2 separate regions of the Mus musculus genome follow, and region 2 is linked to region 1. A link is a loop called in an ENCODE intact Hi-C map of the cell type or tissue named here. Cell type or tissue: left cerebral cortex. All regions are shown on one strand. Links, peaks and the distances in the headings refer to the core of each region. The heading gives the core; the rest is flanking DNA.

Region 1 (5,388 bases), core at 129-5,128:
CGCATGGTAGAAGTGGACCTTCATGGCCGTGTCCACCGAATCAGCATCTTTGACAACTTGGATGTGGTGTCAGAGGATGAGGAGGCCCCTGAGGAGGCCCCTGAGAATGGCAGCAACAAGGAAAACACTGAGACACCTGCGGCTACACCTAAGTCAGGCAAGCATAAGAACAAGGAGAAACGAAAAGACTCTAACCACCACCATCACAGCGCTCCTGCCAGTGCTGCTCCCAAATTGCCTGAGGTGGTGTATCGTGAGCTAGAGCAAGATACCCCTGACGCACCACCCCGGCCCACTTCCTACTACCGGTAAGACCACCACCATCTCCTACCTCTAGAAAACCAATCAAAACCAATCGAGATGACAGTCTGATAGGAGACAGCCAGTAAAGGAGCACTAGTCTGCCAAGGCAGTGTGAACTGTCCTTTAGCCCTACTGGCACATGCCAGGTCCTGGGTTCTCTCACTTCCTGCTCCCTTTGTAACATTTTTTAAGAATTGGGGTTTTTTTGTGTGTATGTGTTTTGATTTATTTCTGTTTTTGAGACAGTCTGAGTTTTCCCAGGTTGGCCTTGAGTGGGCAAGAGAGCTACCTACGTCTTCTCCTGAATGTTGAACATCTAGCTATAGCCACATCTTTATTTTTAGAACTCGCTCAAAGCAGTCCTTGTTCCCATTTGCCAGGCCTGTCAAAAGTCACATGTAGGAATCTCTGAACTGAGGTTGAGACCCATGTCCAGCAAGCTTCAAAACTGCACTGTTTCCTGCACCCAACATCCTGCTTCTAAAGCCCTCATCCACAGAGCAGGTGCAGTGCTCCTCCCTAGGGCAGAAGACATTGGCTTCATAAGGCCTCAAAGATGAATGATAAATCTGATGTAATCTCCCACTGTTTTGTTACTGTCACCTGTCCTTTAACAGCTTTGTGAGCAGGAGTTCATTGTTGCCATACTACCTCTTACCTCTCCAGTGCTCGCTTGCTTATTGATTTACTTATTTGTGTGTGTGTGTGTGTGTGTAATTTTCTCTTTATATTCCATTCATTCTAAGAGCTAACCATAGTGGCTCCTTTTGAAGTTCCAAACATTCCTAATGTTAAAAAAATCTTTTTTACATTTATTTGTTTGTCTGCACATGGCACTACAGCACCTGTGGAGGCTAGAGAACTACCTGTGGGACAAAAAAAAAAGTTCTCACTTTTACAATGCATATCCCAGGTCCCAGGATAGGCCATTAGGTTTACTAGCAGGGATCTTTACTTTACTGAACTTGTTTTGCTAGCCACAGACATAATAAAGCAAATTCCTTTAACATGAGAAAAAAAGATGTAGGGTGGTAAGGCTGTGTGTAGAAATCTCAGCCACAGGATGTTATCAATACCAATTGTAACCCCCACCCCCCCACCCCCCCACCCCCCCCCCCCCGGCAGCTAAAGCCAAAAGAACAGTTTGTTCATCTGTGTTTATTTGTAAAGGCTCTTATGTGAAAAGTGGCTTTTGCCAAATACACAGTCCATTTGATGTTACAGTGACTGTCAGCAATACAGTCACTATTGTGACTCCCTCAGAGAGAGAGAGAATATTACTTCTCTATAGATGTTACATTTGATGGTACAGTAAGACTCGCTCTCTCTGAGAGAGAGAGAGAGAGAGAGAGAGAGAGCGAGAGCGCATATTACTTCTCTATAGATAAGGAACCAGGGCCCAGGGAGCTTAAAAGCTTAAACTCATTTACTGTTATACAGAGACCAGGCAATATGGCCTCGGAGTTTCTATGCACCTGGCCTGCTCAGAGATCCATTTTCCATGTAGAGAGAGAGGAATTAACGTTTTGCTAGATCATGGTATATGTCATTTGATGTAGTGTCCCATGTCTCCCTAAATACAATATTCATATACATATATATGTGAATGAATGATTTACTTTTGTAAAAACCTGAGATCTGAGGTCATCATTCTAATAACATATAGATCTCCTCTCCTTTGTCCAAGTTTTAGCAAGTATTCCTTATTTTTTCTCCTTACATCCAGTCCCCCTTTCTGGTTTTTCACTATTCTCTTTTCTCTTAGAATTTACCATGTTCTCTTTATCCCAAGCACAGGCCCCTCTTTGGGACTTCCTCTCCTCCAATGGCTCTTGGCATAACCTGCTCTCACAGGCAGTCCACCCCAACTTGCATAGCTCCTTTTCTTTCTCTCTACACATAGTCACTTTCTTCCTGGGATCAGATCTTTTCTCCAGATGAGCAGTTTTTAGCCTGTTGCAGTCAGTTAGGAGCTATGTTATTATAGTTAGCAAATTCCCCATGTTTTGAAATGATTTACTTTTGTAAAAACCTGAGATGGTCTGAGGTCATCATCACTCTAATAATTTTCTCATGCTCAAATCCAGTCCACTTCTTGAGGGGGAGTGAGAGGGTGGTGTGTCAGCTGGTGTGTCAAGAATTGTACATGACATACAGCCCACCTATCTGTGCCAGAGTCTATAATCTGGGAGCTTGTGGGAGTGTGTTATGTACTATCAATGACAGTTGGTGTGTCATGGCAGAGGAATAGGCAAGACCTGACGTTTAAGAGAACTAGTATAAGCCCTAGAACTGTCCAGCTAGTTCACTCCAGCTCTGATCATACCCTTATTCTGGGAGCACAGTTGCACTAGAAGACAAGGAAAGAACTAAGGAAGAAGCTGCCCTCTACGCACATTTTACTCTCCCTGTCACCCTCAAAATGCCTTTCAGTTGAACAACGCTGAGGACCTATTTCTGTACAGTGAATCAGATACGATCCCTGCCTGTTAGAGAACAAGTTAGGAACAACAGCTATAATTCAAGACAAGGTGGGTTAGGGTTATTACAAAGCTAATAAAATTGACATTTATTGAATATTTGCTCCATGTGAAGCACTGTTCTAAGTGTCTCCCTTTATTAACTCATTTCATGCTCACAACAACTATGGCAGGCATATTAGCATTATTTCTCTATAGATAAGGAACCAGGGCCCAGGGAGCTTAAAAGCTTAAAGTCATTTACTGTTATACAGAGACCAGGCAATATGGCCTCGGAGTTTCTATGCACCTGGCCTGCTCAGAGATCCATTTTCCATGTAGAGAGAGAGAATTAATGTTTTCCTAGAACATGGTGTATGTCACTTGACTTAGCCTCCCATATCCTCCTAAATACAAGGTCTCATGTATCTTAGACTGGCCTCCAACTCACAGGGTAGTAGCCTTGAACTCTTGATTCTTCTGTCTCTACTTCTCGAGTGCTAGGATTTACAGGTATGATATCACACCTGGTATTATAGAGTGCCAGGGATTGAACCAGGGCTTTGTGGGGATTGAGCCAGGACTTTGTGCATGCTAGGCAAGCACTCTACCAAGTGAGTATAACTCCAGCTCCTTGGCTGGAGCCATTTCTCTTGTAATGCTATTTAAAGTTATCATTTACTGAATATAGCCCTTGTGTTATCAGTTAATACAAGGTACAGGACAGAGCAGTGCTGTTCTGAAGGTGGCAGAGTGGCAGAGACAAAATTTAAAACCAGATTTCTTCAAAGCCAAACTCCTATTCTTGTCTTGTACTATGTAATAGACAATGCCAGAGTCTAGTCGGCTTAAGACAGGACAGTATGCATGCCTGCTGTGTCATAGCCACCTAGAGCTGCCCTCTGCTCTAGCTTGCAGGCTCAAAGAATTCCAAAGTGGATGTGGAAAAGGCTAGGGGCAGCGAATGGGTGACACTCTATCGCTCCCTGGTGATATGACCTATCTGTGATAGGTTGTTAACATTTTCCTCAAAGCTTCAATTCATCTAAAATCACACCCTCAGTCTTCTGTCACTGTGGATAAATAAATGATAATAAAGATGATAAGGACACTAATCTGTTAGCTATTACCAGAATAGCTGTACCTTGGCCTAGTGCCTTGCCCATAATGAATGCTCAGTCAGTTGTAGCTATTATCTTTCAAGGCTATTCAGAGAACAAACAGGATATATAGAATTTGAGAGACTGCTAGCATCTTCTGAGAGAACATCCATGTGTCTTTGGTACTTATCATCTTTGCTAAAGGCCTGTATTCATTTGCCAGTGATGTCCAAGGAATTGCCTTCCTCTGACAGTACAATCCCCCCATACGTTCACAGGGAGACCTCCCTGCTCCAGCATTGCCCCATTTAGGGGTCTGGCTGAGCCTCTATACTTCAGGGAAGACCGTATCATATGATAGCCACAGCATGAGTACTAGAGATGTGGGCCTGTTTGTTTTCATGACCAGGTTCTTGGGCACTTTCTGAGGAAGTTAACTTCTCCCACATTTAGGTCTCCTTTTCTGCAAGACAGGAATGATTCTAATACTATAAATGTGGGGTTAAGGTAAGGCTGGAGAGATAAATGTATACATGGGCAGAGGCCGAGTGCTTGGAGGCAAGAACAATGCTTTGTCTGAAGGAAAAATATCAGCCATGTGATGCCAAGCTGCCTGTGTGCACTGCAGGTACATCGAGAAATCTGCAGAGGAGCTGGATGAGGAGGTGGAGTATGACATGGATGAAGAGGACTATATCTGGCTGGATATCATGAATGAGCGGCGGAAGACTGAGGGTGTAAGTCCCATCCCACAAGAGATCTTTGAGTACTTAATGGACCGTTTGGAGAAGGAGTCGTACTTTGAGAGTCACAATAAAGGTGACCCCAATGCACTAGTGGATGAAGATGCCGTGTGCTGTATCTGCAATGATGGCGAGTGCCAGAACAGCAATGTTATCCTCTTCTGTGACATGTGTAACTTGGCTGTGCACCAGGAGTGCTACGGTGTCCCCTATATCCCTGAAGGCCAGTGGCTGTGCCGCCGTTGCCTGCAGTCACCTTCTCGTGCAGTGGATTGTGCTCTGTGCCCCAATAAGGGTGGTGCCTTCAAGCAGACAGATGATGGCCGCTGGGCCCACGTGGTGTGTGCCTTGTGGATCCCTGAGGTTTGCTTTGCCAACACAGTCTTCCTAGAACCTATTGACAGCATTGAGCACATCCCACCAGCTCGGTGGAAGCTCACCTGCTACATTTGTAAACAGCGGGGCTCTGGAGCCTGCATCCAGTGCCATAAGGCCAATTGCTACACAGCCTTCCATGTGACATGTGCCCAACAAGCTGGCCTTTACATGAAGATGGAACCTGTGCGGGAGACAGGTGCCAATGGTACCTCCTTTAGCGTCCGCAAGACAGCCTACTGTGACATCCACACACCCCCAGGTTCTGCTCGTCGCCTGCCTGCCCTATCCCACAGTGAGGGTGAGGAAGAAGAGGATGAAGAAGAAGATGAGGGTAAAAGCTGGAGCTCAGAGAAGGTCAAGAAGGCCAAGGCCAAGTCTCGGATTAAGATGAAGAAAGCTCGGAAG
Region 2 (5,388 bases), core at 115-5,114, 200 kb before region 1:
AGGCATTTCGAGAGGGATCCCGGAAGTCCTTGCGGATGAAGGGAAGGGGTAAACCTTTCCTGATGCTGCATTTTACATTTGGTCTTGCCTTTTGATGGCTTCTTTCCTAACGTTGATGGTCTGAGACTCTTGGAGTCTGCTTTTCACAAGGTTGTAATGTTGCCATTCAGTTTTCATAAATATTTTCTCCAGAGTGGACTTTCTTGTCTATTTTATGAAATATTTTCATGTTTCTGTTTCATTGTGGTAGTGTGGGAGATAAGTCACAGTTTTTAAAAACAAAACGAGGCTAGTCTGTTTTATTCCAGTGATTGGACTCAACCTCAGGAGTGAGAATTTTCTGGTGATGAGCCAGGCTCTCTTGTAAACTCTCCTTGACAACTTTGGCTTTGAATTATTGTTTGAAAGGATAACTCTTTAGTAGAAAATTGGTGTTGTTAATATGTGATAGTCTTACTGAAAAAGCACTATTTTTCTTGGCATCTTTTGGCATTTCTTGGCATCTTTTTCTTGGTGGAGATTTATGTAATGCTGCTTATCAAATAGGACTGGTGTGTGTGTGTTTGGAGAAGTAATGTACTTTTTAGATACTGGCTGGGTTTCGTTGTACTGGTTAGTTTTCAAAGATTTGGTTGTCGTTTCTTATATCTTCTTTTGTCCTGCCCATGAGTAAGTTGACATACCTCCTAAAAGTTTAGGATTTAAGAGCTTTAGTTTGAATTTGAGTTGTACTTTGGTTCTTCTAAGTATTCGTATCCCTAAATCTCTTAAGTTGTCCATTAAATAAACAGTGACTCTTTGAGTTAGGATAAACTTATTAGGATTACTTTGTAGTTGGAGCACCAGTGGATGTTGTCATTGATGTCAAGTGACATTTTACCTTAAATTTGAAAGTCTGACCTCTTATGTGGATAGGAGATTCTTTAATGAGATAAATCTACAAGTTGCCACGTGTATTTTCAACTGCTCGTTTCATTTTATTTCATTTACTAACAGGGACCTTACATAGAATTTGGGGACTAACTTTAGACCTAAACTGTAAGGCCCTCTTTTTTTTTTCCCCCTGCTATCAACTAATACTATAACTAGCTCAACTTTCGATACCTGTAAGCAAAATGAAAGCCATCTCTTTCTCTCAGAGAAGTTTATATACACTTTTTGCTTACAGTTTCAACAGAGCCTTGTAGATATGTTAAAATTTAAATAGGAAAAAAAAAAAGGTTTTACTTTAATTATCTTATAATTTTTAAGTTAAGTTATAAATTTTGTCTTTGGAATTAATGAAAACTTTCATAAAGATACAGGTAGTAGCTATAGGAATATAAAGAGAATAGCATTTGAATTTTTAATCTCAAAACCAAGAGCTTTCCTACAAGACACAACTCTTAGCCAGTGTTTTAGGTCAGCAAGGTGAGTGAACAGGTAAAGGAACTTGCTGCCAAGCCTGACAACTTGAGTGTAATCCCTGGAACACTTTTGGTGGAATAAGAGAATTCCTACAAGGTGTCCTCTGTGGCACAGGCATACCAGCAAAATATATGTTAAAAATAGAACAATAAGTAAACCAGTGTATCTTCAATACATTTGGATAAGTAATTCTGTGTGGTAATTTACATAAAATGATGGAACATTATTCAACGTGTATTTGATAATGGTTCCAAATGGTAATTTCCCTGTGAGTGTTAACATTATGAACTAGGTATTGCTATTAGAAATAATAGGTGTCTCAGAAACAAATAGGTGACTCATTCTCCTAATACAAATACAAACCATTTTTACTGCTATACTAACACAGCGAATATCAGCCTATTTTGAAATTTTATGCACTACAACAACTTAAAATTCTTTTTTGTCTTTTTATGACTCCCCCAAGGAATTTGATGTCAATCTTTCTTTCTTTTTTTTTTCTTTTTTTTTCTTCCCGGTTTTTGGTTTTTCGAGACAGGGTTTCTCTCTGTAGCCCTGGCTGTCCTAGAACTCACTTTGTAGACCAGGCTGACCTCAAACTCAGAAATCCACCTGCCTCTGCCTCCCCAAGTGCTGAGATTAAAGGCGTGTGCCACCACCGCCCGGCTGATGTCAATCTTGATGGATTGATCTTTACTACTGAAAATGGTCATGAAACCAGTAATGGATGAAGATACTAAGTCAGATTACTTTCTCACTTTATAATTAGACAAATGAGGAAATCATTTGAAGGTGTCCAAGACCTCATAATTGGTTGATAGTAGAAGCTAAAACCCCTGATTTCAGTCCATTGCTCTTACACTACACCAACTGTCAAGTAAAAACAAGTATCTTGCTTATCCTGCCGTGTTCATGAATGGTCTCTTACTAATTCACTTATCTTTGATCTCTACAGAATTCTCCCTCGGAAGCACAGAATTTAGATGAAAATACCACTGAGGGCTGGGAAAATCGGATAAGACTATGGACTGATCAATATGAAGAAGCTTTCACTAATCAGTACAGTGCAGATGTACAGAATGCCCTTGAGCAACATCTCCATTCTAACAAGGAATTTGTGGGCAAACCTGCAATTTTAGACACTATTAATAAAACTGAACTGGCCTGTAATAATACAGTAATCGGTTCCCAAATGCAGGTAAGAGCTAAAGCTTTAAAAGCACTAAGAGATTGAAATTACTTTAATAACCAAAGAACCAGAATGGAACAAAATCATTATTCCATACCAAATAACAAATGAACTACCTTCCTGCTGATAATCTCTGTTCAAAATCAGGTTATAGTAACTAAACTGTCTAGGCACATGTTTGAGAAATAAAAGCTATAAATTTATAAAGCAGACACAGCTCCACTGACATCTTAAGTTCTTCTTTGATCTTACCTTCTCTGGGACCACTAATTGGAACATGTTTCCTGGAAACTTGAGATTATGTCAAAAAGAAAATTTTCCAATCTTCAACCTATTTAATACACTGATAAAACCTGAAAGTGTTAGTACCTTTTTAACAGTTATGAAACACTGTAAATGTTTACCACACTGCTATTGCTATTCTTAAACATTAACACTGTTTTTATTCAGTTACAGCTGGGAAGAGTCACTCGTGTTCAAAAGCACCGGAAAATCCTGAGGGCTGCAAGAGATTTGGCTTTGGACACTCTTATAATAGAATATCGTGGGAAAGTCATGTTACGACAACAATTTGAGGTCAATGGGCATTTCTTTAAAAAGTAAGAACATCATTTGTTGAGCATTGAGGGCTTGCATGGTTCTGACTGACGAGTCATTCAAATAAGCTCGTGTTTTGTCTGTTTGCTGTTGATTCAAAAGGGCAAATAAATCTGCAAATCGTGTATGTACACTAGTGATGACTCCTTTCCAAGCCCAACATTCCTTGCTTTTTGCTTATTCATTAATGAAAAGCAGACAAGTCTGTGGTGTTTGCTACCTTAGGTATTGCAAATGACTGTTCCTTATTGAGTCAGTGTATACATCACATTTGTGGGGTGGCCCTTTTGTTTGTGTTGAGAATTACAGGAATTTTAATTATATCCCTAGACCATATCCCTTTGTGCTCTTCTACTCAAAATTCAATGGTGTAGAGATGTGTGTCGATGCTCGTACTTTCGGTAATGATGCTCGGTTCATCAGAAGATCATGTACACCAAATGCAGAGGTAAGCTATCTTTAGCAACTTCCCTTTCAATGGAGCCATCAAAGGACATGTTTAATTGAAGAAACAATCTGAAAACTTCACCCAGATAAAGGTCTGTAGCTAATAGTTGTATGATTTTTAATGCAGAGATGAAAAAGTAAAAGTGTGGTGTCTTATGGAGATGGAATAAAGACAAGAAATAGGTTTTCTTTAGAGAGGACAGAAATGAAAAAAAAAAGAAGTAATAAAACAGACTGGATAAGATGTCTATAAATTGAATTGGAAAAAATTTAAAATATTAAAATGTCATGTGGTAATAGTTTGTCTTTGCTATTGTGGGAAACAGTGGTAAAAATTTGTAAACATTTCTAAAGTTCATTAATCGATGTATTCACAGTAAGTGCAGTAAGGTTAACACAGCTTTGTTTCCAGGCTAAGGAATTTTTAATTCTTTAGCAGAATGCAGATACTTTTAAGAATAAAATAATAGTTTCACCCTTTTCTATTTTGAAGAAGTTTAACAGATTGTTCACTAGTGTATTATCATGAAGTGATAGAGGTAAATAAAATAACAGATTACTCAAAATAGGCAGAAATTATTTGGGTCATGCTTTTCCCATTTATGGAAAACTTGGTTTTGGTTTTGAAGGCAAACATAATGATGTCTTGTTCATATAGGTGAGACACATGATTGCAGATGGGATGATTCACTTGTGTATCTATGCCGTATCTGCTATCACCAAGGATGCAGAAGTCACCATTGCATTTGATTATGAATATAGTAACTGGTAAGACCTCAGAAATTTTTATAAGCATAGATGGCCTTAAGATTTTAATATCTTAATATTAAAATTGTTTTTAAATCTTGCCCTCCTTTTTTTTTTAATTACTGTATTTTTTGCCAAGAATCTGTACTCCTACTACATAGGAGGCAGAAGCATATGGATCTGTATGAGTTTGAGGTCACTAAGGCATTCCAGGCCAACCAGGCCCACCAGGCCATGACTCTGAAAAGAAAAATAAAAAGCAGTAGGGAGAAAGAATTAGTCGAGGTTTGTGTTCTTCCTGATTCTGTGCTGCATAGGTTAGAGGTAGACATATACAGAAAAACTGAAATTTTGAAAGTATTATACCAATTCTAATTTATTTAACAATAACATCAGAGGAAATTTTTATACCAGTTTTTCAATAAGGCGAATAGTTAGTATGCCATAATATTCTGTTTACAAGAATACTGAGATACTTATGGTTGTTTCTTTGGCACAGTAATTACAAAGTGGACTGTGCTTGTCACAAGGGAAACCGGAATTGCCCTATACAGAAAAGAAATCCCAATGCTGCAGAATTGCCACTCCCACCTCCTCCTAGCTTTCCCACCATTGGAGCAGAGACCAGACGTAGAAAAGCACGGCGGAAAGAGCTGGAGCTGGAGCAGCAAAATGAGGTTCCAGAAGAGAATCCTGACCCGCAACCACAAGAAGTTCCAGAAAAAGTAACTGTATCCAATGAGCATGAGGTAATCTCTGTAACCAAGTCAGGATGGTCTGATCCCATGTGTTGTTTCAGAGAGCTATACTAAAACATTAACTGCTATTATACACATCATCATGAATATACTTACTTAGATTTTCTTTTCACTTTATGATATTCAGAACCATGAGCAAAGCCAGGGTATAGTGGCACACTGCTCCAGTATTCAGGAGACAGAGGCAGGTGCATCTCTGTGAGTTCTAGGAAAGCCCAGGCTGATGCACAAAGAAACCTTGTC

What was found. Peaks named below come from ENCODE experiments on the same cell type or tissue, not always from the same donor. Only the 100,000 strongest peaks of a DNase experiment are listed, where the experiment ranks them.
Region 2: it touches region 1 in a loop (2.7-fold over the local background); 3 of 42 quality-filtered maps call a loop at or near these places.

The regions. Positions count from the first base shown.
Region 1 is chr6:113,310,101-113,315,488 of GRCm38, forward strand. Brpf1 (bromodomain and PHD finger containing, 1) reads left to right here. Exons shown (of 13, transcript NM_030178.2): 2 at 1-308; 3 at 4,491-5,388. Among named protein-coding and RNA genes, the nearest start is that of Brpf1, 5.7 kb to the left of the region's middle. In left cerebral cortex, for the core only: no CTCF peak of the experiment used is centred there; a DNase peak (open chromatin) is centred at 2,514.
Region 2 is chr6:113,112,482-113,117,869 of GRCm38, forward strand. It overlaps Setd5 (SET domain containing 5), which reads left to right. Exons shown (of 22, transcript NM_028385.1): 7 at 2,363-2,605; 8 at 3,047-3,195; 9 at 3,524-3,641; 10 at 4,299-4,408; 11 at 4,887-5,136. Among named protein-coding and RNA genes, the nearest start is that of Setd5, 38 kb to the left of the region's middle. In left cerebral cortex, for the core only: no CTCF peak of the experiment used is centred there; no DNase peak of the experiment used is centred there.